3 separate regions of the Homo sapiens genome follow, and all the other regions are linked to region 2. Evidence: read pairs that join two places in POLR2A ChIA-PET (ENCODE). Cell type or tissue: A673. All regions are shown on one strand.

Region 1 (8,000 bases), 550 kb after region 2:
TGTTCAGAATCTAAATTAGTTCTTTTTTACTTGCTAATACTTTCTTGACCCAAACAAAACAGGCAAAAATCAGATCTCCTCTGAATAAATGTTTGCCTGACACTTCTAAATCTCTAGGTACCAAAAACCGATCTTAAAATGAAAGGCAAATGCACATTGGCGTGCTGGCTATTCTTTTGCCTTTGTATTGCATTTTGTAGAAGGCATGAATGCAAAGCACTTTTAAACACTCAGGAATCGATGCAAAGGAAGCAGTGGGAATGCATTTATTCCTGTTTTATTCAATTTCAGGGCTACAGTTTTGCTTGACCAGATGTTGCCAAGTTTCAAAGTCAAATCGGTTCATCTCCTGGCTATCAGCTAAAGGGTGTTGTATTTGTAAGCATTGAGAACTTCTATCTACTGCTATTGTATTTTGCATATTTGTATTTTCTGAGTTCTATTTGAGAGAGACGGAATTACGCATTTCCATATGGATCATCCTCTTCCCTATGTATGTTGCTTTATTGCCTTTTGGAAGAAAAAAAGTGAGAGTTGCAGTCTGTATTTAGGCCATTTCTATGTTCTTTATTGGGTTACGTTTGAATGCCCAATTTGATCTCAATGGCACGTCCTTTGTAACATAAAATAAAACATGGTGCTCAGGAAAAGTAACGACACACACATCCAGGCCCTTTCATAGCAGTTGGTAAAGCTTAAGCCTTGCCTCTCTGTGTGGTAGTTTCCCTTCCCTTTCTTTTCGTTCCCTGTGACAAGCAGCCATTGTCCCCTTGGTGAGATCTGCAATATTACTTTGACCCCAGCCCATCAATCTGCCTCAATTGGATAATGATCTGTAATCACGTTCTTTCAGGGGAGTCTATAAATTTGCCAAGGCCCCATTCTCTTCTGAAGGACTCCTTATGTTCACTCCCATTTGTGCAAATGTGCTCTCTTTTACAGGGCTAAATAGCCATGCACATGGTCCATTCTGTGAGGAGGCACCGGGCGGTTCTCTGTTGATTTTCCACGCTCTAGTCTCTTAAAGGAGACTAAGGCTGACATGCAGGGACACAGTGGGGGGGTGGCCCGAGCCAGGCCACATCACAGGCAGCCGCTTTTCTCATTAAGACTGACCCATCATTAGGTCACTTTGTGCCATCCTTGTAATCAATGAGCTTAATGTTTAGTGCAAAAAAAAAAAAAGTTATTTAAGGAAAGGAGCTGGGAGCTGGAAGAGGAAAAGAGGAAAGAAAAATGGTAGGAAGCATGGAGAAATTCACCACTTCTAAATCTTAGGGTTGGTTATACTTTGCCCAAAGGGTAGGATGAACTCAAATATGCTACATGTGATTCCTCAAACAACCGCTTCCAGTCCTGTTTGTTTTCTGTAAAACGTAAATATTCTTAGACGCAACATTTCCCCCAGGGGCCCCGCACTTCTCATGAAGTCAGATGAAGTGCTCTGTCTATAACCGAGGCTGAATCTGCATTTGCTGGGAACCCTGTAGTGGTGAAGAGAGAGGTGGTCAAAGTCCGTGAGCAATTGGGGTGGTTTTGGAGGGGTAATTGGATTTTGTTTATTGTTGGATCCCAAAGAGTTTCATGACCACAGCCAAATACAGCAAATAAAAAAGAAAAAATATATTAAATTAAAAATTGAAAGACATAATTAAATTGGTCCCATACGAAGGGGGGGTTGGTTACAGAAGGGTTTGGGTCATTACATTTCCAACACCTGGAAAGAGTGTCTTTGTGCATGGTGGGAGGCAAAAATTAACACATTTTCATCAAAATAAATCTTCATAAGCAGAGAAGCTAGATTAGCAAAGATTTTGTCCTTAGCATTCATTGGTAATGATGATAATTTTCAAGAAGACGAACTTCACTGCAAACCTCTGTCTGATTAGTTTTTAGTTTATAGCACCCCAATAATGCCTTTGTTACTAGGTTTAGGGAAGACAGCAGACAAACAGCAAAAGGACATCACAAGACTGTCGAGGGGACATCAGAGAAAAAAGCAGGCTATTTAAAACATTTCATCTTTGTGCTTTCCACTGTCCTGTAGGAAAAAAAATGCATATTTTTATTCTCTTATTCTTCTACTACTCATTTTGACTTCATAAACACTTAGAAATTAATTTATAACATACACACATACATAAAGTACAGCACTTAGTATTTAAATGTAGGCTTGTACATTTTAGGGAATGATTATAGAACAAATACTTATGTAACCACCACACTGGTTAAGGAATTGATATTTGTGATTGAAATACTGAAGTCAGGGGTTAAAAAGAAAAATTAACTGTTTCATACCATTTGAGTCCCGCCATGAATCATGGATTACATAAGAGCTGAGGAAAGCCTTCGAGGTTACACAGAAACATGACAGTGTCATGAGAGAAGAATCAAATGCCAAAAGTGGTAAAGTGACTTTTCACGGTGTCATTCTAGTAGGGGCTGAATCAAGACTGCATCCCAGGCTGCCTAACTACCTTTCCGTTGTTTATTCCATTTTATCAAGGGCCTCTGGTGAGAAAAATCTATAATATATTTCCATAACACAAAAACTTTGTTTGTGTAATTACAAGTAACTCTCTGTGCTTAAGTTTTGGCACCACATACTGAAGAAAACGAAGTGATTTGGTGTCATAATTGAACTCATTATATCAGTGTAGTCTTATACACTGGAAAAATAATTACATATATAGAAAAATATTTTGTTCTGCTTATAAAATAGTTATGCATAAAAACAGTCTGACAATTCTAAGTGTTCAAGCCAGAGATATACTTAGGAAAATTTGCTATTACTAATATTTGATGAATAATATTGTGTCCTCTCATTTACAGGCTATTATTCAAATTATAAAACATTTCCAAATATCTAATTTCAAGTCAGCATTTTTCTCCTGTGATTCTCTAGCTAAAAGAAAATTATAAAGTTATAAGACCTATAAAATAAGCCATATATAACAATGGTATATACATTTTGCTGGTCTTTTTATCTTAAAAAGTAAACTTGTTAGCATATGTTGTACATTGACTAGGAAAGTGATCAGTGTAAATTGAACATTTACAAGAAAATTATTGACAAAAGAATTGTTGACCTAGAAAATAACCAGGAAGTTGATTTTCTATTAATTTTTGCAGTCTCCTTGAAAAAAAGAAACACCCTTGTTTAAGCCTCTAAAGTTTTCCTTCATATTGATAAAGATGATCACTATTTTATCAGAGATTCCTTAGATAAAAAATTCTATTATAAAATGATCTTCATTATTTTACAAAGGAAGAAATTGAGACTCAGAAAGGTTGTCCCTCACCCAAGGTCATATATTAATAGCTGGGTTAGAATTTGGACCTGTGTTAATCTGGTTCAAGGCACATATATTTCCTACTATTTTCTCTACATCCACTTACTAAATTTAAGTCAATATTTATTTGTTCCAAATATCCACCATACATGTGTATCCAAATTAAAAATTATCATGTTTTCTTTTTTCAAAGTCAGAGACACTTTGAATACAAAGATGAGACAATGAAACCCTTGTCTTAGAAGAACTCAAGACTCCTCTCCAATAACCTAATGGGGCTACATGAGAGGTTCCTTAGTACTTTATATATTTTTTATTATTCCAAATGATTGTTAATTTATTACTTAGAAAGTTGCCGATACTCTCTTCTACAAAACTATTTTGTTTTTAGGTATGGTTAATAAACTGACAAATACATGATTAGAGGCCACACTTCTTTTTTTGTCCCCGCCTCTGAAAGGTGTATTCCCAAGTAACTCTTTCCATGAAGCTTCCTATAGACCAATCTTGGCCCTAAATCGCGAATAGAAAGTCACAAACACAAAGACCACAGATCTACCAAGAGTGTAGTTGGGAATTTATTTTTTGTTAGGGCAAATGAGCAAAGTGAAACAGAGGGAAAGTCTTCTAGTGCAACCCTTCAAGAGGATTTTTAAGTAGGGGTGAAATTATCCTGTTAGCTATACAGCGCAGCAAAATTTTGTCTCACCTACAAGAACCTGGTGAGCCCCTGTCAGTCATGCCTTAGATTTTTGTGGATTGGTTCATTTATTGGTTTGTTTTAATTAACTGGGATTGGTCTGAATACTAGCCTTGAAAAATAATTGACCCACTAGCTGCTAAAGCAACAAAAATGTGTAATTCTGCAAGTGCAGTGATTTGGTCCTATCATCATCTGACTCGGCTATGAATTGTAGTTTCATCCTTATTACCCAGGTGAACATCATGCAAGCCAATGTCACTCTCTGAATTTCAGTTACAAGAGCTTTATAAACAGGATGATGCTATCAACCTCACTGGTGGTAGCCTGGCTAACTGAAAGACTAAAAAGAAGCATTTGTCCAGTATCTGACACAGCATTTCCACATGATAAATATCTACTGTGATTAATGTTATTATACACCTCTGAAGTAGCTTCAAATATACCATTGTGGGAAGACTGATAATTGTACAACCGTAAGAGTATAACGTGGTTGTTCCTAAGATAATCCTTGGCCTTTCTCTGAGCCAGTGCATCTTGCTTATTTTTCTGTGGAAACATAGAAAATCTGTATTTGAGGATTAACTGCTAGACTCAATGGACATGACAAGTGTGGGGTTACATATTATCCCATAGCAACTGGCACATAATAAAGACTTAACAAATATTTGTTGCATGAATGAACAAATCTATACAATTTTATCCCATTCATACATAGATGTAGAAGAGCTTCCTTCACCTTTCTCTATGAAAAACTAAAGGTCTTCCTTCTGCCTGTTTATAGAAGCCTATTCTTCATTGCATGGCTTAGAAACATGTCTTGTTATCTTACATAATCTCAGCAAATTCTCTTCTACATGTATTCATAAAATGTTACAGTGGGGTAGTATGCTGGAATGGGAAGAGAAGGGATAAAGAGAGAAAGGACCAGATCCCAAGTTATGTTGCGGTTTTCTCAGGAAAAAATATGATAGATTGGTGCTACTTTCAAGATTCTGAATGGCAAGAATTGTGGGAGATAATGAGGAAGGTACCTTAGTTGTTTGGGCTGTGAATAGGACATTTTTATTTTACAAGATGGATTTTTACATAAAGTAGATTAATAACATTTAAGCTTATGGGTCTGTTTGTCTCTTAAGAATTATTAATTTTAATATATTGAGAGGTTTGGAGTGGCGTAATAGAAAAAATGAATGAGAAGAAAATGTTCAGAGTATTCTAAAAGATTTTACCAGTAGCCACTGCTGTAGCAAAAAAACTATTAAGATTCTATTGAGATTGTATCAACATGATGAATTTTCACATGTATACTCCTTTCTGTCTTTCCTCTCCCTCCTTCCTTCCCTCCTTCCTTCCTTTCTTCCTTCCTTCCTTCCTTCCTCTCTCTCTTCCTTCCTTCCTCTCTCTCTTCCTTCCTTCCTCCCTCTCCTTCCTCTCTCTCTTCCTTCCTTCCTTCCTCTCTCTTCCTTTCTTCCTTCCTCCCTTCCTTCCTCTCTCTCTTCCTTCCTTCCTTCCTCTCTCCCTTCCTTCCTTCCTCCCTCTTTCTTCCTTCCTTCCTTCCTCCCTCCCTCCCTCTCTCTCTCTCTTTCTTCCTTCCTTCCTTTCTGCCTTCCTGCCTTCCTCTCTCTCTTCCTTCCTTCCTTCCTTCCTCCCCTTTTTTCTTTCAATTCTCTCACTTTGCTGTTAAAGAAGAGCCACTGAGAGTCACTTGATTCAAAACAGAGCCCCTGGACACTTCCATTCTAGCTGGTGGTCAATGTTCTGGAGAAATACACATTTGGTTTGCATGCCTCTTATTTATTCTAAATTATGAATGCCTCAGAGGTTGCTTGCTTCACTTTGTAGAAATTTTTCACTGAAAAGTTCATTTCTATTTAAAATGTATGAAATACTTAATTGGCATTGGGGAAGGATGGCAGGCCCAGGGTGGTGCAAGAGGCAGTTTCCTTCAATCTTTCAATACTTCCTCTATGATAAAAGACAACTAGTGGAGCCTGCCATGAGGGTAGTTTATTAACTTGTTTCTCCTCCTCCACAGAACTCTGGCAGTTCATCAGTGTCGCAGGCATATGGGAAGGACTCCTGTTTTAAAGGCCTAAGAGGACCCATGTCCTGTTTTTCAATATTAACACCAAATACTGTTTCAAGCTGAGCAGAACTGCCTAAGAATTAAAAATAGAGACTTGTTTGATCTGAGAAAAAGACAGAAAAATGACTCCTATAGAGTTTGAAATGGAGAAAGTCTCCAGAGACAGTTAATTGCTCCTCCCTTCTAAATACTGCTCAAAAACAGATAGAAACAAATCTCTGTCTGGTGATATTGCAATATGCAAATTGATAGACCAAGAATAAACATATTAGCTAATAGCTTCAAAAACCAGCCAAGAGCTCGAGTTGCATAAGAAAACTAGTGCTTTTCTTGGGAAAGCAAAAATAGAGGTTGTTTTGAACTCTGCAATAGAATCATTGCACTTACAGGGTCTCTCATGAATAATTGATACAATATTTGTCAGGAAACAACAAGTTCTGAAAACAAAGGAGTTAGGTTTCTAGTCAAGAAGTTAGAAAAACAGGAAAAGAGCAAACCCTTAAATGCAGGAAAAAGGAAATAATAAAGACAAAGATAGAAATCAGTGGAACAGATGAACAACAATACAATAGAAATTAGACAAATCAAAATCTTTCTCTTAAAAGTTTAATAAAAGAAATGGACAACTAGCATGGTAATTAAGACAAATCAAAAATGCAAATACTCAAAGAAAGACAAAGGGCATAGTTATAGGCACAACATAAATTTAACATAAAATGTATTGTAAAACAAATCAGAAACTTTTGTCTCAGTCCATTTGTGTTGCTATAAAGGAATACCTGAGGCTAAGTAGTTTATAAAGAAAATAGGTTTATTTGGCTCACTGTTCTTCTGCAGGCTGTGCAAAAAGGAGGGCTCTGGCATCTGCATCTGGTGAGGGCCTCAGGCTGCTTCCACTCGAGGCAGAAGGGGAAGGGGAGCCTGTGTGTGCAGAGATCACATGGCAAGAGAGGAAGCAGGAGAAAAGGAGGGAGGAGCCAGCCTCTTTTTAACAAGCAACTCTTGCAGAACTCACATGTTACAGAGAGGATGGCGCCATTCATGAGGAATCCACCTCAATGAGCCAAATACCTCCCATTAGTCCTCACCTCCAATATCGGCTGTCAAATTTCAACATGAGGTTCTGAGGAAAAACATCGAAACTATGGCAACTGGAAAGAGTAAAAAATACCAAAGTTGATGGAAAAAATGATCAGCAGGAAAATTCAACTAGGACAATAAGCATGAAAGAACTCAAAGACCACCCCTTTTAAAAAGCCCCCAGTCCACATGATTTTCTTCATATTTTATACTAAAATTTTCCTAAAAATTAAAGACTTTAAAAATAATTTTAGACTTTCAGAAGAGTTGCAAAGAGTACAGAGTTTCTATATTCCTTTTACTCAGCTTCCCCAAATTTTGAACTTTACGTTACCATGATAAAATGACCAAAACTAAGAAATTAACATTTGGATGTCCCGGTTTTTCAGCAAGTTTATTTTCTGTTCAGAATCCAATCCAGATACCATATTGCATTTAATTGTCATGCCTCCTTAGCCTCCTCCAAGCTATGATTATTCTTAGTCTTCGCTTTTAGGACCTTGACATTTTTGAAGAGTACTGGTCAACAATTTTGTAACATTTTCCTTCTTTTAGGTTTGCCTGATGGGCATTTCTCGTGATTAGACTGGTATCATAAATCTTGAGGAAAAATACCATTCAGTGATATGCCCTCTCATTGCATCATATAAGGTATATTACACATAGCATTCTGTATGATCACTGGTGATGTGAACCTGGCCACTTGGTTAAGATAGCGTCTGCAAGTGTCTGAGGAATTTACTCTGGTTCTCTTTCTGTACTCAATTTTTAATAAGTGGGACACTAAATCCAATCCTTTCTGAAGGTGAGGGGAATTAACATTCATCTCCTGGAGAAA
Region 2 (8,000 bases):
TATGGACTCAAATTGAAGCAGACATAAAAAAGTATGCTACTTGTTTCCTTGGCAGACTTTTCAAGAAATCACAGAAAACTAAAAACTGAAAAACTCTATAAAGAGTAGCCTTTGCTTCAAGATTGGTGTCTTTTATTAGGATGAATGTTTAATTATGAGCTTCCTTTAATTTCAAAAATGCAATATCTTTATCTGTTAAACCCATGAGAGGTAAATAGATAACTAATTTTCTAATATCCTTTTATAGAAAAAAATTAAAACCACAGACTAGATTAGAAACTGGGATATAATTTCCCAGACTTTCATACGCAAAGCTTTATAAAGCTTGCCTAAATCTTGAAGACATAAGTGGTTTGAGAATCATATCTCTATCCATATTTCATAAGAAAGGGGAAAAAAGGTATTTAGTTCTTTGGAAGGTAATGAGAGTCTATCATTTAGTTGAGCAAAACAGCTTTCATTCTCCCCCTTACTCTTAATAACATACCTTGGTATTTAATTAATTAAATATCTTGAAGTAGCAGAGTCCAAAGGCTCACCTGTCTTCATTGTGTGAGGATGGAAATAGTGAATGAGTTAAACATCCATTGGACAAGTGAAGATTTAAGCATTGTGCATTTCCACCCTCTGTAGTATATTACATGGACAGAGCTAGGTGGTGTGTGTTCCTGTAGACTTGGTTGGTTAACCTCCAGAAGTAGGCAGGAAGCACCCACAGAATGATGAGACAGGAATATATAATTTCAGGCTACAAAGACAAGAAGTCAAAGACAGCCTGAGGCGAGACTCTTGGCAAGCCAAAAGAAAACATGATTTTCCTGAAAGGCTGTAGGCAGCTCCCTCCCCTCCTCATCACTCTCACTTCTGCACCCTCCAATCTCAGTTCTGTCTGCATATCCTACAAGCTCATTTAGTTGGCTTTTTGCTCACATGTAATTCATTTTCAGGGCTGTAATCTTGAAATCTACCCTTTTAGTCTGGTCCTTCATGACCAGGCTGCTGCCTACTCTACCAGTCTATTTGGAGCAAAACTTCCTAGCTCTCTACTCTCTAGTCAGCTTTCCTGTAAAGAGCCCAACAGTTCTGCCTTGAATGCTCTTTCTTTCCCTTTTCTGCTGAATTCCTGTCAACTTTTGGACCCATCTCAAATGGAACCTCTCCAAGGAGACTTCCTTGATGTCCTGGACTAGGTCTCATCTCAAAGTGAAGTCCATTCTTTACTCTCCATCCCAAACCCACCCTACACCACTTTGTAGCACATACAATTTTAACAAATAATTGGCTGTGCAAGTATTTACTGCCTGTAATCACAGCACTTTGGGAGGCCGAGGCAGGCAGATCACAAGGTCAGGAGATTGAGACCATCCTGGCTAACGTGGTGAAACCCAGTCTCTACTAAAAATACAAAAATTAGCCAGGCGTTGTGGCACATGCCTGTAAGCCCAGCTACTCAGGAGGCTGAGGCAGGAGAATCACTTGAGCCTAGGAGGTGGAGGTTGCAGTGAGCCGAGATCGCCCTACTGCACTCCAGCCTGGGTGACAGAATAAGACTACATCTCAAAAAAAAAAAACAAAAACAAAAAAAACAAACAAAAAAAACCAATTATACCATTTTAAATAAGATATGCTATTGAGAATTCACTGATAAATTCATATTTGCCTATGTAATATTACATTTATAATTATAATATATATTATTGTAATATTTTTAATATGAAGTATGTCCAAAAAGCCTTTTTAAAACCCATTTGTTGCTCAATGTGATGGTTCAAAGGCCTTTGCAATCCTTACTTTTCAATGTGGAATGAGAGTATATAATTGGAATTTAGAGATAGCTCAGAGAGATACATCCTTGTACTTTCTGATAAACCAGGATGAATAATTTAGGTCCTTGTTGTGGAGAACTATTTCGTGAATGTTGATTTTGCCATTATCAGCTTTGTCAGCTACAAGAATCTCGCCACACACTGGGGTGTCCTCAATCTTGGCCGCTGTTTATCAGTGGTGTGGTGATGCATAGGAGAACTAAACTGAATGTTTAGGGCAGAGACAGAACTGACTGGGATGGGACACCGGACACGTCTACTGCAGAAGGCGAACGATGGGCATGAAACAGGTCACTAAAGTAAACACACACAATTACAACTGCATTTTGTTTGGAAATTTTCATGTAGACTTTTCTGTCATTTTCCTCCAGATATAACTTGGCTTACCTTTGTACTCCTAAATGAGGTAATTAACACACGTGAATTCACATCCAAATGAAGCTTTCAGGATGATCTCCAACTTGGCTTTTATTTTTTTTTTTTTTGTTATTGTTGTTTTATTTGAGACAGGGTCTCAATCTGTCTTCCAGGCTGGAGTGCAGTGGTGCCATCTCGGCTCACTGCAGCCTCAACCTCCTGGGCTCAAGCGATCCTCCTGCCACACCCTCCTGAGTAGCTGGGATTACAGGTATGAGCCACCACGCCTAGTTAATTTTTGATTTTTTTTTTTTTTTTGTAAAGACGGGGTTTCACCATGTTGCCCGTGCTGGTCTCGAACTCCTGAGCCCAAGGATTCCCCCTGCCTTGGCCTCTCAAAGTACTGGGATTACAGGCGTGAGCCACCGTGCCTGGCTAGCTCTTAGTTTTTATAAACTGTGATTGGTTTCATAGGAGCTTAGGTCCTATGAAAATATTGTTATGCTTCATTAAAAAGTATGTATTTCATTTTTAGGATATAGAAGGGCAAAGTAGGTCTGAGGGCATACAGAGCTATCCTTAAGTTTAACACTGCCTTTTTGGATGTATCTCAGTATACAGCATTTAATTTCTAGGTGATTCCAGTATAATGAAGAGTTTACTTCTGGACAATTATTCAATTGTTTTTGATAAAACTTATTGATTCTCTAATCGATACTAACAGAAGTAATTTGCTCCAATGAGTTGCTTACTAAAATATAGGGAGTGGCTATACCGGATAAATGAAGGTCATCTTTAGCTATTTCTTAATAATAAAAAGAAAGATAAACAAAAATATGAAAGGCCAAGTACCAAGAATTCCCTTTGCCTGAAACATCTGAGTCACAATAATATATTTTGAGTATTTCTATTTAGGAGCAAGGCTACCTGAAATCTGACTAAAAGTCATGAGCTTCATTTCATAAATCACATATCAAAAGCTGCATGTACATCGCAGTAATCCTTTCATAAAATGACAGACAATGTAGCATGTTCCTTTGAACCTTTTCACCTTATTTTTTTTTGGATAACACAAATGAAAAACTAATGATATTGCCTTGATGAAGACACTGCTTGACAAACGCACAGTGCTCCAAACACATTTGAATTCTTTTTTCTTTAATTATGGCAACATTCCTTACCCAGCTCGTTTAATCTGTAGTGCAAATCTTGTTTTTGTTAACACTCAACTAGGCAATTATTAAACTTTTCATTCCATGGTTTATAACTACTTTACAGAGTCACTAACCAGATTATCATTTAGTAGGATGAGAAAGTCGGTTCTGCATATTTCAGATTACATTATCTTTAAAATAAATTATTCAGATGATCACTGATTGTTTAATTATGCAGACTTGGCCAAAATGTTACCCCTTTAAATGAAAATGCAACCAACACAGGAAAGTAAAGTTAATTGCACATAGGAAGTTTCTTTTTGTTTATTTCTGCTGAAAAATAACCTTGGTGGATTCTGTTACTTGAGATTCAGTTAAACTTTCAAATCAAACTTAGGTTTGTATCAGCAAAACATCTCCCTATAGGCTAATTGCATATATTGTAAGGCGACTTGATCTTTTTTCATTCTTTAAATTACAACTCATTTATTTAAAGAAATACTTGTCAAAAGAAAGCTTTAAGTAGTGAGTTAAAAAAGCAGTGTTAAATAATTAAATTGACTGTGATAAAATTGCCTTAGTTTAAATAGACTAGTCTATTTAATGAATTGTGCTTTTATAGGGTGAGATAAATCTATGTGAACTCAAGTGGTTCCACCAGAAGCACTGAATTTGGACAGATTAGGAGAAAGTCAAGAAGAGGCATTTATAATAATGCAGTTATATTTTATTTTATTAAAATTACACCCAGTTATGAAACTGTTTTCTGCCAGGTTAATAATAAACTTAAAATATTATCAAGAACCTTACACATATTGAACAATTCAGATCCCCTGAAGAGGAAGTAACTATATTTGTTCTTTTTCTCAAGTAGAAATCATAACTTGAGGCTTAATTAGAAACACAGCATTTAATTTCCAATTTTTAGGAAAAGATTCAACTTACGAACCTTCAACATTGGATGAAATTATTTTGGCAGTGAGACTGCAGCAGGAAATTAATTTCATATTTTAAAGTAAATTTGGCAGGTTTACTTTCCTGTTTAGTGTTGAAAAGGGTTTTTATAACATACTATTAAGCTTCCATGGGGGTCCGCCTGTGTAGCAATACTTGGTTATCACTTCAAAAGGGAAACTTAGCTGGAACGTTTTTGTAGCTCTTGATTACACTTCTTGTGTTGTTAAGTGTTGAAATACATTTTATGTGCTTAAAAACAGAGAAGCAACTTGAGACAGAAAAAAAAAAAAACGAAGACAAGTACAAACACAAGGATCTGTTCTCATCAAAAAAGAATCACAGACTAAGACTGTGGATCATGTAGAAGGTTGGCAGTCATTTTCACATTGGTTGAATAGTGAAAACCAAATTCTTTGTTACATAGGTCAAGGCTGAAAGAAAGAAGTAGAAGATAATATCAGTTCGCACATACCAATGGACCATTCCACTGTTTAAGAGTTGTCTCTTCTTTTGATCTGACCCATGAAATTCCTATTTTAGTACTTACTATCTGAGAAGTAGCTTCTTAACTTAAGGCAAAATTCTTTTCAACACACACACACACACACACACACACACACGGAGACTTCCTGCTTGGTATTTTATGTTCTTACTTTGAGGAGCTTCTAATGGTTACAGCGAAAAAATAGGAAATCAAATTCAAGTTCAAAATATGTAACAGAGATATTTAAATCCTGATTTTAAAGTAATGATTAGTTTATCTTAGCAAGAAAATGGAATGTGGATATAAACTGAATAATTCCAGGACCTTCCTAATCCTGATGTTATTTAGTATTAGAATATTTCAATTAGACTTTTTTGGCAACTAAGCTTTTTCTTATTATAAAAGTTACACATGCTTGCTGTAGAAACTTAGAAGAGAAAAAAGTAAATAATACCCATAACTTCATTCATTCAGCAACAATTTATTGGATGCCTAATAGATGAAATACACATTTCATACCTTTATGGAGTTTTTGGTCTATTAGAGATAACAGATACTAAACAGATTGCCACAAAATGACTAAATGATTAAAATAGATTTAAACGCTGTGAAAACTGGGTCCAGAGTTCTTTGAGGATATCTAATAATGGACTTATTCTAAACTGGGGATTGGGTTGGGCTCCTGTGAGGATGTGTTTTAATGTGAGGTCTGAAGGAGAGTCAGGGAGAGGCGGTAGGGATGGTGAATGGAAGAATAACATTCTGGTTGGAAGGAACTGCAAATGGCCAGGCCCCAAGGCTGCAAGACCACTGGTACATTTCAGGAACAGAGCACAAATGAGTGGACAGTAGTGAGCAGAAAGGAAAGTGGCTAATAATAAGTTGGAATGAGAGGAACTAGATAGTCATATGGGATGTTTAATATAGGAAGGAGCTCATGCTGTATTCTAAGAACAAACAGAAATAAAGAATTCTAACATTTTCTATCAACTAGGTTCCTCTTGCTTGTTCTTTTTCAATGTTTTAAGAAGATCAGATGTTAAATGCTATGTGAGGATCAGACTATGTGAGAAGATGATTTTTTCATATACTTAGTAATGCATCATTCTATATTTATTAAATGTTTTTCCACAACATTTTTTTTTGTGGTTAATTTCATTACATAGATTTTTTATAGTTTACTTAGCCACACTCTTATTTTGTACCTTTGGATTTTTTAAAAAAGCTATAATTACCAATGATGTGATGGACATCTCCTTATAGACAAATATTTTCAACATCCATGATTGTTTCCTTAGGAAAAATTCACACAGCACAGACAGGATCTCTCTGATAGAGAGATAAGGTTATTTGCAAGCTTTTAGTATGCATAGCCAAATTGCCTTCCAGAAAGGCTGGTACAATTATTTCCATGGTAGTGTAGAAGACCATCTGTAATAAATCCAGTTTTTGAGCCTAAATTACAGAGATAATGGGGGGCGAGGGGAGAATTTCAGATTCTAAAATATGACCTTGAATAGTTATTGACAAAACTGAAATCTACTTAAAGATTCTTATTTGATGATGGAATTTGAGCCATGTGACTGGAAATCTATAAAATTTCTGTCTTCCTATTTGGTTTTAAATTAATAATGACATTGTTTCCCTATGATATCATTGTGCAATGATCATGAAAATGTATTGTCAGCTTCAAGGTTTATGGGTAATGTGTAGTTTTCAAAATTTGTATAGAGAGTTAAAAAAATGAATGTACATAGTAAAGAGACAATATAGTGACTCTAAAACTTAAAATTTGAATTTGGGGCAAATTATTGAAATTAACAATCATCTTTGAGACTGTGTCTAGACACACAAAAGATAGTAGAAATAAATGCAAAAACAAAAGGGTGTCAAGATAAATGAGAACAATGTCTTTAACTCAGTATGATTAAATCTAGTCTCAAATGTTCCAAAGCTATTTTTAAGCAATTGTTTTAAATTTGCAACACTAGGACTGATAGGCTATCACTGGATGTTTTTCTCACTAATCTCAGCTCTGACTCTTGGCAATGTACCCCAGCTTTGATATGCCGCTGGCTCTTTGGCTTCTAGTTCCAAATACTATTCTCTCTAGCTTTTACTCATTGCTTTCCTTAATGGATTTTGGCTTCTCTTGACTTTCTGGATTTTCTTACTTTGGATGACCTCTGATGGGCAGACCCCTCTTCCCCAAATGCTCCGTCTCACCCTGCTATGGCTCCTTGGAAGACATGGCCCTGGCAGTCATTGCTGGGACAGCCTTGGCTATACCATCCTTGAGTTGGGGCAGATATTTGGAAAATTAAAGTATATAGTTTCTTAAAGGGTTCACATAATTATTGAAATTTCCTAGTAAATCATCACATATTTATGGTAATTTTCTTCTGTGCAAATTGGGCAAAAAAATTAATAAAAGGCACCCTTCCTATCTCTCAAACATGTAAATCTATGGGTATAATGAGGTGCAACTTTGATCTAATGAATTCATGTTTTACTTGAATCACTAAATGGAGATGTAGTATTTTATAATGCAATTATCCTGAGAGTAGATATACACATTGCAATGATGCAACCATTCTTCCAACTGTATATAGAATTCCTCTTTTTGGAGAAACGGGAGTAGGCGTGGTAAACTTTGTGAAATGTGAGCTCTATTCCCTACTGTTGCCTCTTTCTCTTATAATTATGCTGACTTGTGTGCTGCTGCCATGCATAATTTAGTGCTAAATTAAGTGGCTAATTCAGCAAAGGCTCCAGGAGTTCAAGGAAGGAAGGGTGCTCAATGTGTGTTTGAGCAGTCAAGGAAATTTTCTTAGAGAAGATGGGCCTTGAAAAATAAATATTATTTAAGTAAGTGGAAAGAAGAAGTCAGGGTTCCGATGAAGAAAATCATTTCGGCAAAATGAAAGAAATGAGGTTTTTCAGAGTTGCTATATTTTGTGCTATGATGATTGACAAAGTGTACTTTTCTACATACATTAAATTAATACATGCAACTGACCCACCTTTGTTGAGCTATTTACTTTTTAACTGTATTTTTAAATAATGATAGTGCTTTTACTTTCTCAGCCTTTTTTATTCTAGGAACATGTGAGGCTCATATTGAAAAATTATTTTTTCTATGCTAAGCAAATTAAATGGAGCAAATAGTTATATAATTTTCCCATTTCTTCAACTTTTTGGTTTTCTTGTTTGCTTTCTCTT
Region 3 (8,000 bases), 1.9 Mb after region 2:
GCTTGCTATTATGGAGATTATATTCTGAGTAGAAGCATTAGAAACAAGCACTTAAAAAATCTACAAAGAGTGATTCTACTTACTCACTGCTCTTTTATTAACTCTCATTATATCTACCAGGACACAAGCTGAAGATGTTTACAATACCATAAAGCAGATGTCAAGATGGCTCCTGCAGGTCAGGCATGGTGCCTGATACCTGTAATCCCAGTGCTTTTGGAGGCCAAGGTGGGAGGATCAGTTAAGGCCAGGAGTTTGAGGCCAGTCTAGGCAATATATTAAGACACCATCAAGAAAGAAAGAAGGAAGGAAGGAAGGAAGGAAGGAAGAGAAAGAAAGGAGGGAGGGAGGGAAGGAGAAAGGAAGGAAGGAAGGGAAGGAGGGAGAGAGGGAGGGAAGGAGAATAGAAGGAAGGAGAGAAAGAGAGAGAGAAAGAAAGAGAAAGGAAGGAAGGAAGGAGGGAAAAGGAAGGAAAGGAAGGAAGGAAAGGTAGGAAGGAAGGAAAGGTAGGAAGGAAAGGTAGGAAGGAAGGAAGGAGGGAAGGAAGGAAGGAAAGGACGGAAAGAGGGAAGGAGGGAAGGAAGGGAAGGGAGGGGAGGGAAGGGAGGGAGGAAGGAAGGAAGGAGAGAGAAAGAAAGAAAGAGGGGAAGGAAGGAAGGAGAAGAAAAAGAGAAAAGAAAAGAAAGAAAGGAGGGAGGGAGGGAGAAAGAAAGAAAGATTAGTCCAGCATGGTGGCAGTATATGCCTGTAGTTCCAGCTACTCAGGAGGCTGAGGTGGGAGGATCATTTGAGCCCAGGAGTTGGAGGCTGCAGGGAGCCATGATCGCATCACTGCACTCCAGCCTGGGCAGCAGAGCAAGACCATGTCTGGAAAAAAAAAAAAAAACTTGCAGTCCCCCATTATTTCTAGTCTCCTGGTATCCATACCCTCATTTAGTCCCCTTCTATTAGCCTGCTCAATAAATGTCAGCTTATTTTTGGAATTTAAAGTCATAAGAATGGAAATGGATGAAATGACTTACGGAGAAAACATGGATAGAAGAAAGCTCCAAAATCTGAGCCCTTGGGACTTAGTCCATTTGGGCGGCCACAACAAAAGACCTCAGCCTGGGTGATTTATAAACTGCAGAAATGGATTGCTCACAGTTCTGGAGGCTGGGAGTCCAAGATCAAGGCACTGGCAGATTCCGTATCTGCTGAGGTCTCTGTCTATTACACAGATGGTGCCTTCTATGTGTCCTTACATGGCAGAAGAGCCAAGGGAGGTCCCTTAAGCCACTTTTATAAGGCACTAATTCTGTTCATGAGAGATAAGGAGGACCCCGCAAGAGAGACTAAGAGGGAGCATCCAGAAAGGTAGGATAAATATCAGGAAAATATGATGTCTGGAAACCAAGTAAGGTAAGTTTTCTAAGGAAGAGAGAGAGAGCGAGAGGAGATTAACTTTCAAATGCCATTGAGAGTTGCTAGGAATAACAATTAAAATGAGCAATGTGGAGGTCATCGGTGACCTTGATTTAAAAACTAACAAACAAAGAAAACAAAAACCATTCTGCCGAGGCACGGTAGCTCATGCCTGTAATCCCAGCACTTGGGAGCCAAGGTGGGAAAATTGCTTGAGCCCAGAAGTTCAAGACCAGCCTGGGCAACAGAGTGAGATCCCGTCTCCACAAAAAATAAACAAAATTAGCTGGGCATGGTGATGCATGCTTGTAGTCCCAGCTACGTGGGAGGCTGAGATAGGAGAATCGCTTGAGCCCAGGAGGTTGGGGCTGCAGTGAGCCGTGATCACGCCACTGCACTACAGCCTGGGTGACAGAATGAGACTCTGTCAAAAAAACAACTCACTGGGCGCGGTGGCTCACGCCTCCCAGCACTTTGGGAAACTGAGGCGGGTGGATCACAAGGTCAGGCGTTTGAGACCAGCATGGCCAACATAGTGAAACCCTGTCTCTACTAAAAATACAAAAAACTAGCCGGGCATGGTGGCCGGTGCCTGTAATCCCAGCTACTTGGGAGGCTGAGGTAGGAGAATCACTTGAACTTGCAGTAAACCGAGATCACGCCACTGTACTCCAGCCCAGGCAACAGTGAGAGACTCCGTCTCAAAACAAAACAAAACAAACAAACAAAAACTTGTCAGTAGTGTTAAGAGAAAGAACCTCTTTGGAATGCGTTAATGAATGAGAAAACATAAACTGAAAGCAGTACCTAGACACATCATTTTGAAAGAATGTTGCTATAAAAGGAAGGTGATAGATGAGGTAGCAGACGGAGGGGTAAGTGGAGTCAGGAAGGAATCGTTTTTGGGATGGGGGAAATAAGAGTATGCTTTATGAGGATTAGTATAATATGGTAACAAGAGGAAATTTTATAGCACAGGGGAGGGACAGAATTGCTAGAGTGATGTCCGTGAGTAGGAGAAGGTTGGATGGGATCACGGGCTTTGGGAAGAGGGTCAATTCATCCACACCAGCAAGGGAGAAGGGAGCGTATATGGGCACAGAGGTTAGTGTGCTGGTGGGAGCTTGTGGCACTTGTGATCACTTTACTCTTTACCAACCTCCAGAACTGTGAGAAAATAAACTTCTGTTGCTTAAGCCAAAAACAAAACAAAAAAAGACACCTCTTATTACTGGTCAGATGACTGTGTTTGCTGAATCAACTGAAAAGCTTTGTCTGAACAACCCCCTACAGGCTGTCATTTGGCGGAGAATGTGAGAGCCTTCGATAAACTTATCCGGGACCTCCCTGTCGTCTTCTTCTCACTGAAACCTGGCTCCCTGGGACTCGGCCTTCCCTGAGCATCTCAAATGGTGTTTTCTCTCCTATAACCTTTGTGCCACTGAAACTAGGGGTGGAGTAGGTCTCTTCCTCATTCCTCATCACTGCTTCAAACCATCTTCCCTTTCATCTTCACAGATACATCCAGCTACAAATCTCACGCCATTATCAGACTCTTCCACACATTTTTCCACTTCGTAAGCAGTCATCTTCTGGGGTCACACCCCCATTCCTTGCAGAGATACACTGCCACTCTAGGCAATACACTTCTGCCCCAATTCCTGGTGATTTCAATGTCCACTTAGACGACCTCTCCTCCAATGACCCCCTTGTCCGCCCTACCTCAGCGGCTCACTTCTGTGGTCATATCCTTGACGTTGCAACCAAGTAACAACAACCCTGACATAACATCAATTGCCACAACTCACTCTCCTCCTCACCACCATCTTGGCATTCTCCCTCTCATTTCTCCAACTCCAACAATACTTTGACCCCATTGGGACTTCACTTATGATCCTATCACCATTTTGCTTCTTTCAATGCTACCATATCCGTTCTTCCCTTCTTATTCAGCTAAACTCTGTGGTCAGTTATTATCATGACTTCTTGCTTGAACCCTGAGCTCTCTTGCCCTCTCTTCTCCGTCACTTCAGGCGGCTCCACCACAACCCTGATGAAATCCAACTCTGCCTGTTCCACGCTTGTCCCTATAGAAAAGCATCCAACCCTGCAGAATGTTTTAAATTTGTGGTCACTCACCTATGTGGGCCTTGTTCATTCTCCCTGTTTCCTAGAAAATTATTTCATCACTTATTCCTCCCCAAGCCTGTAAACACCCATCCTCCTGTCAGCTGTCACTGTCAGCTGATAACATGCACGGTGGCTCATGCCTATAATCCCAGCACTTTGGGAGGCTGAGGTGGGAGGATCACCTGAGGTCAGGAGTTCGAGACCAGCCTGGCCAACATGGCAAAACCCTGGTCTCTACTAAAAATACAAATTTAGCCAGGTGTAGTGGCACGTGCCTGTAATCCCAGCTACTCGGGAGGCTGAGGCAGAAAACTTGCTTGAACCTGGGAGGTGGAGGTTGCAGTGAGCTGAGATCATGCCACTGCACTCCAGCCTGGAAGAAAATGAGACTCTGCCTCAAAAATAAAATAAAATAAAATGAATAAAATTAAAAAATAGACTTGTGACAATGGAACATAGTAGCTCTGGCACATAGTAGTTGATTAAAAAAATAGTAGCTGCGATTTTTGCACTTGCAATGGTTTATGTTATTCAATTAATCAACCAGGATTGAAAACCAGGTTATCAGGTGGGCCAAGGAAAAGGTCAGAAGAGGTGCCGTCCACAGAGACAAATCTGAGCAGAGGTCTGAATGAGGGGAGGAGGGAGCAGGAGCTGCTTGAGGGGGCTGAGGGGTCTGGAGGTGGGGTGGGGGAGGGGCGATTTAAGGGTGGAAGAGAGCCACAGGCACTGAGGTCGCCTGCTCCACGGCTCCACCTGGTGGAAATCATCCTTGCAGAGCTCAAGCTACAGACAAACCCAAGGAAAAAAGATGTAATACTCAAATATTGCAGCCAATACTTCTGTTATAAATGTTTTTAATGTAGTGGTGTTCTTCTAATTATTACTTGTCTTTCGGAAGTACACATTTAAATGTTTTTGCACCTTTGTTCTTAGATCATTTTGCAGCATCAACTTTTCTCCCTGGGGTTCCTGAGCCCCCTTTTCTCTAGCCTCGGAGGCAGAATATTTGTGGAGTCGAATCAGCCCTGCTCAGTAGTCCAGCAAACTCTTTTCTTTTTAAACTAGTATCTCTGCAAGCAAACTCTTCTTCCACATCCCACAACCCAACTCCTCATCCCCACAAACACAAAGGCACCTCGCACCACACCTTACTGCTGCTTCTCGGCCCCCAGCGCACACTCCCTTTGCTCTGCGACATTGCACCTGGGAGCTCCACAGCTGCGCTTCTGCCTTGCCGGCTGGCTTGGGTTCTATTCTGGCGGAGATTTGAAGGCAGGAGGAGGAGGGCAGGACTGCCTTTTTCTGGTTTGAGCGCTGTCCCTGCAATGGCGCTTCCCCCTCAGCAGCAGCTGGTTCCAGCCTCCGTTTCCCCTCAGCGCTAACGTCATTGCTCCCCCTAAACAGATCAGCAGCAGCCGTGTGCCCTTCTCGGAGGTCTGAGCCCCAGCTTCATAGGGCCATGTATTAGCTTCCTAGGGGCCGCCGTAACCAATGATCAGAGATGGTGTCATTTAAAACAATAGAAATGTATTCGCTCACAGCTCTGGAGGCCAGAAGTCAGAAATCAACATGTTAGCAGGGCCGTGCTCCCTGTGAAGGGTCCAGGGAAGAATCCTTCCTCGCCTCTCCTGGCTTCTGTGGTTGCCAGCAATCTCTGGCGTTCCTTGGCCTGTAGCTGCAATACTCCAAGCTCTCTGCCTCTGTCTTCGCACCATGTCCTTCCCCTTGTGTCTTCTGTGTCTTTCCATGGCCTTCTGATAAGAACACAAGTCACTGGATTTAGGGCACACTCTAATCTAATAGAACATCTTTTTTTTTTTTTTTTTTTTGAGACGGTGTCTCACTCTGTCGTTAGGCTGGAGTGCCCTGGTGCGATCTCGGCTCACTGCAAGCTCCGCCTCCCGCGTTCAAGTGATTCTCCTGCCTCAGCCTCCGGAGTAGCTGGGACTACAGGAGACTACAGGCGCCCGCCAGGCCTGGCTAATTTTTGTATTTTTAGTAGAGACGGGGTTTCACCATGTTGGCCAGGATGGTCTCTATCTCTTGACCTCGTGATCCACCCACCTCGGCCTCCTAAAGTGCTGGGATTAGAAGCGTGAGCCACCGCGCCTGGCCTAGTAGAACATCTTAACCTGATTACATCTGCGAAGACCCTATTTCCAAGTAAGGTCACTTTCAAAGGTTCCAGGTAGATGTCAATTTTTGGAGACTACTCCTCAACCCGTGATTGCCTCCTCCACCAAGTCTCTCAGTTCCAATAACTCCAGACTCTTCTCTTTAAGGGAAGAGTTATTCTAACCCTTAGAATAACTTCTAACCCTTAAGGGAAGAAGTTATTTTATATTAGCATGGTGCTTTATTTCATTTTGTTTGATGTTTGTTTGTTCCGCTCTTCAACACGTGTTACCAATTACCTTTAGTGAATTCCCTCCATTGAAATAACATTATGTGGTTTCTTCTTTCCTGATTCAACCCTGACACAGTGCTTGTTACCGGGAGAGGTTCTAGGAAACAAGACTATCAAAAATGAGAGTCTATAATCCCAGCACTTTGGGAGGCTGAGGCAGGTGGATGGCTTGAGATCAGAGTTCGAGACCAGCTTGGCCAACATGGAGAAACACTGTCTCTACTAAAAACACAAAAATTAGCCGGATGTGGTGGTGCACACCTGCAGACCCAGCTACTCAAGAGGCTGAGGCATGAGAATCGCTTGAACCCTGGAGGTGGAGGTTGCAGTGAGCCATGATCGTGCCACTGCACTCCAGCCTGGGCCACAGAGTGAGACTCTGTCTCCAAAAAAAAAAAAAAATACTGTAACGCAGAGTGACATGTGCCTGTAGTCCTAACTACTCAGGAAGCTGACACAGAAGTATTGCTTGAAGCCAGGAGTTTGAGTCTTGATATGGTTTGGATCTGTGTCCTCACCCAAATCTCATGTTAAATTGTAATCTCCAGTGTTCGAGGTGGGGCCTGGTGGTAGATGATTTCTTCATGGGGACAGTTTCTCATGGTTTAACACCACTGCCCCTTGGTATTGGAAGGTGAGTGATATCTGGTTGTTTAAAAATGCACGGCACCTCCCCACCACCTCTTCCTCTTGCTCCCAGCCATGTGAAGTGTTGGCAACCCTGCTGCCCTCCGCCATGATTGTAAGTTTCCTGAGGCCTCCCCAGAGGCCAAGCAGATGCCAGAATCATGCTTCCTGTACAGCCTGTGGAACCGTGAGCCAATTAAACCCCTCTCTCTCTCTCTCTCTCTCTCTCTATATATATATATATACATATATATATTACCTAATCTCAGGTATTTCCTTCTAGCAATGTGAGAATAGACTAATACAAGGCTGAAGTGCACTATAATCGTGCCTGCAAAGAGCCTCCATCCTGGGCAATATAGCAAAACCCCATCTTTATAAAAAAAAAAAGAGATTCTGGGATTAGCTTGGAAATGCCACTTGCCTTAAAAAGAGTGCTGAGCTCCTTGCAAATGGGACAGTAATGCATGTCATGCCATAGCATTATGATTAATTGCAGTATCACCTCTAGTGATTGTGATGAAATGCCTAATAAAGCAACTATTAGGAGACCAGTTAGCTGCTGCACTTGACCACTTCGTTAGTAATGATTACTACCAGGGCTGTGGACTGTTGTATTAGTTTTTCTTTGCTAGATAATGAAGTACCACACACTTGGCAGCTTAAAACAACACCCACATTGGGCACGGTGGCTCACGCCTGCAATCCCAGCACTTTGGGAGGCCGAGACAGGTGGAGCGCTTGAGATCAGAAGTTCAAGACCAGTCTGGCAAACATGGTGAAACCCTGTCTCTACTAAAAATACAAAAATTAGCAGGGCATGGTGGCGGGCACCTGTAATCCCAGCTACTTGGGAGGCTGAGACAGGAGAATCGTTTGAACCCAGGAGGTGGAGGTTGCACTGAGCCAAAATTGTACCACTGCACTCCAGCCTGGGCGCCTGAGACTCCATCTCAAAACAAACAAAACACCCATTTATCAGTTCACAGTTCTGTAGGTTGTAAATGCAGTATAGTTGTGTCCCCTGCTCAGGGCCCTACGAGGCTAAACTTGAAGTGTGGGCTGGGAGCTGTCATCGGCCACTATCGGCTACCCACATTCCTTGCCACATGGCTGCCTGTCTTCAAAGACAGCAATGGAGAATCTAGTTTGCTTTGAATTTCTCTCATGCTTTAAATCTCTGCCTTCCTCTTTCTCTGACCCATAGACCAGGATTTAGAGGGCTGATATGATTAGGTCAGGCCCACCTGGATGATCTCCCTTTTGATAAACTCATAGTCAACTGATTAGTACCTTTAATTACATCTACAAAATTTTTTTTGTCTCAAAATATAACACAATCATGGTATTAATATCCCATCCTATTCACGGGCTCCACCTACACTTTAGGGGAGAAAATTATACAAGTTCTCTACACCATGGGTGAGAA

The links. Peaks named below come from ENCODE experiments on the same cell type or tissue, not always from the same donor. Only the 100,000 strongest peaks of a DNase experiment are listed, where the experiment ranks them.
Region 1: POLR2A ChIA-PET joins it to region 2 with 6 read pairs; 1 of 35 experiments calls an interaction of 5 or more read pairs at or near these places.
Region 3: POLR2A ChIA-PET joins it to region 2 with 12 read pairs; 1 of 35 experiments calls an interaction of 5 or more read pairs at or near these places.

What each region holds. Positions count from the first base shown.
Region 1 is chr6:9,095,054-9,103,053 of GRCh38, forward strand. No RefSeq gene overlaps it. Among named protein-coding and RNA genes, the nearest start is that of HULC, 450 kb to the left of the region's middle. RefSeq lists an enhancer at 48-1,699. In A673, no CTCF peak of the experiment used is centred here; no DNase peak of the experiment used is centred here; H3K27ac peaks cover 1,481 bases.
Region 2 is chr6:8,544,761-8,552,760 of GRCh38, forward strand. The region is part of intron 2 of LOC100506207 (a long non-coding RNA gene); the gene reads left to right. Among named protein-coding and RNA genes, the nearest start is that of HULC, 100 kb to the right of the region's middle. In A673, no CTCF peak of the experiment used is centred here; DNase peaks (open chromatin) are centred at 4,641 and 7,441; H3K4me3 peaks cover 609 bases; H3K27ac peaks cover 1,424 bases.
Region 3 is chr6:10,461,538-10,469,537 of GRCh38, forward strand. It overlaps LINC02522 (long intergenic non-protein coding RNA 2522), which reads right to left. Exons shown (of 4, transcript NR_183333.1): 4 at 4,375-5,291. Among named protein-coding and RNA genes, the nearest start is that of LINC02522, 16 kb to the right of the region's middle. RefSeq lists an enhancer at 4,802-5,308. In A673, a CTCF peak has its summit at 4,305 (motif pointing left); a DNase peak (open chromatin) is centred at 4,264.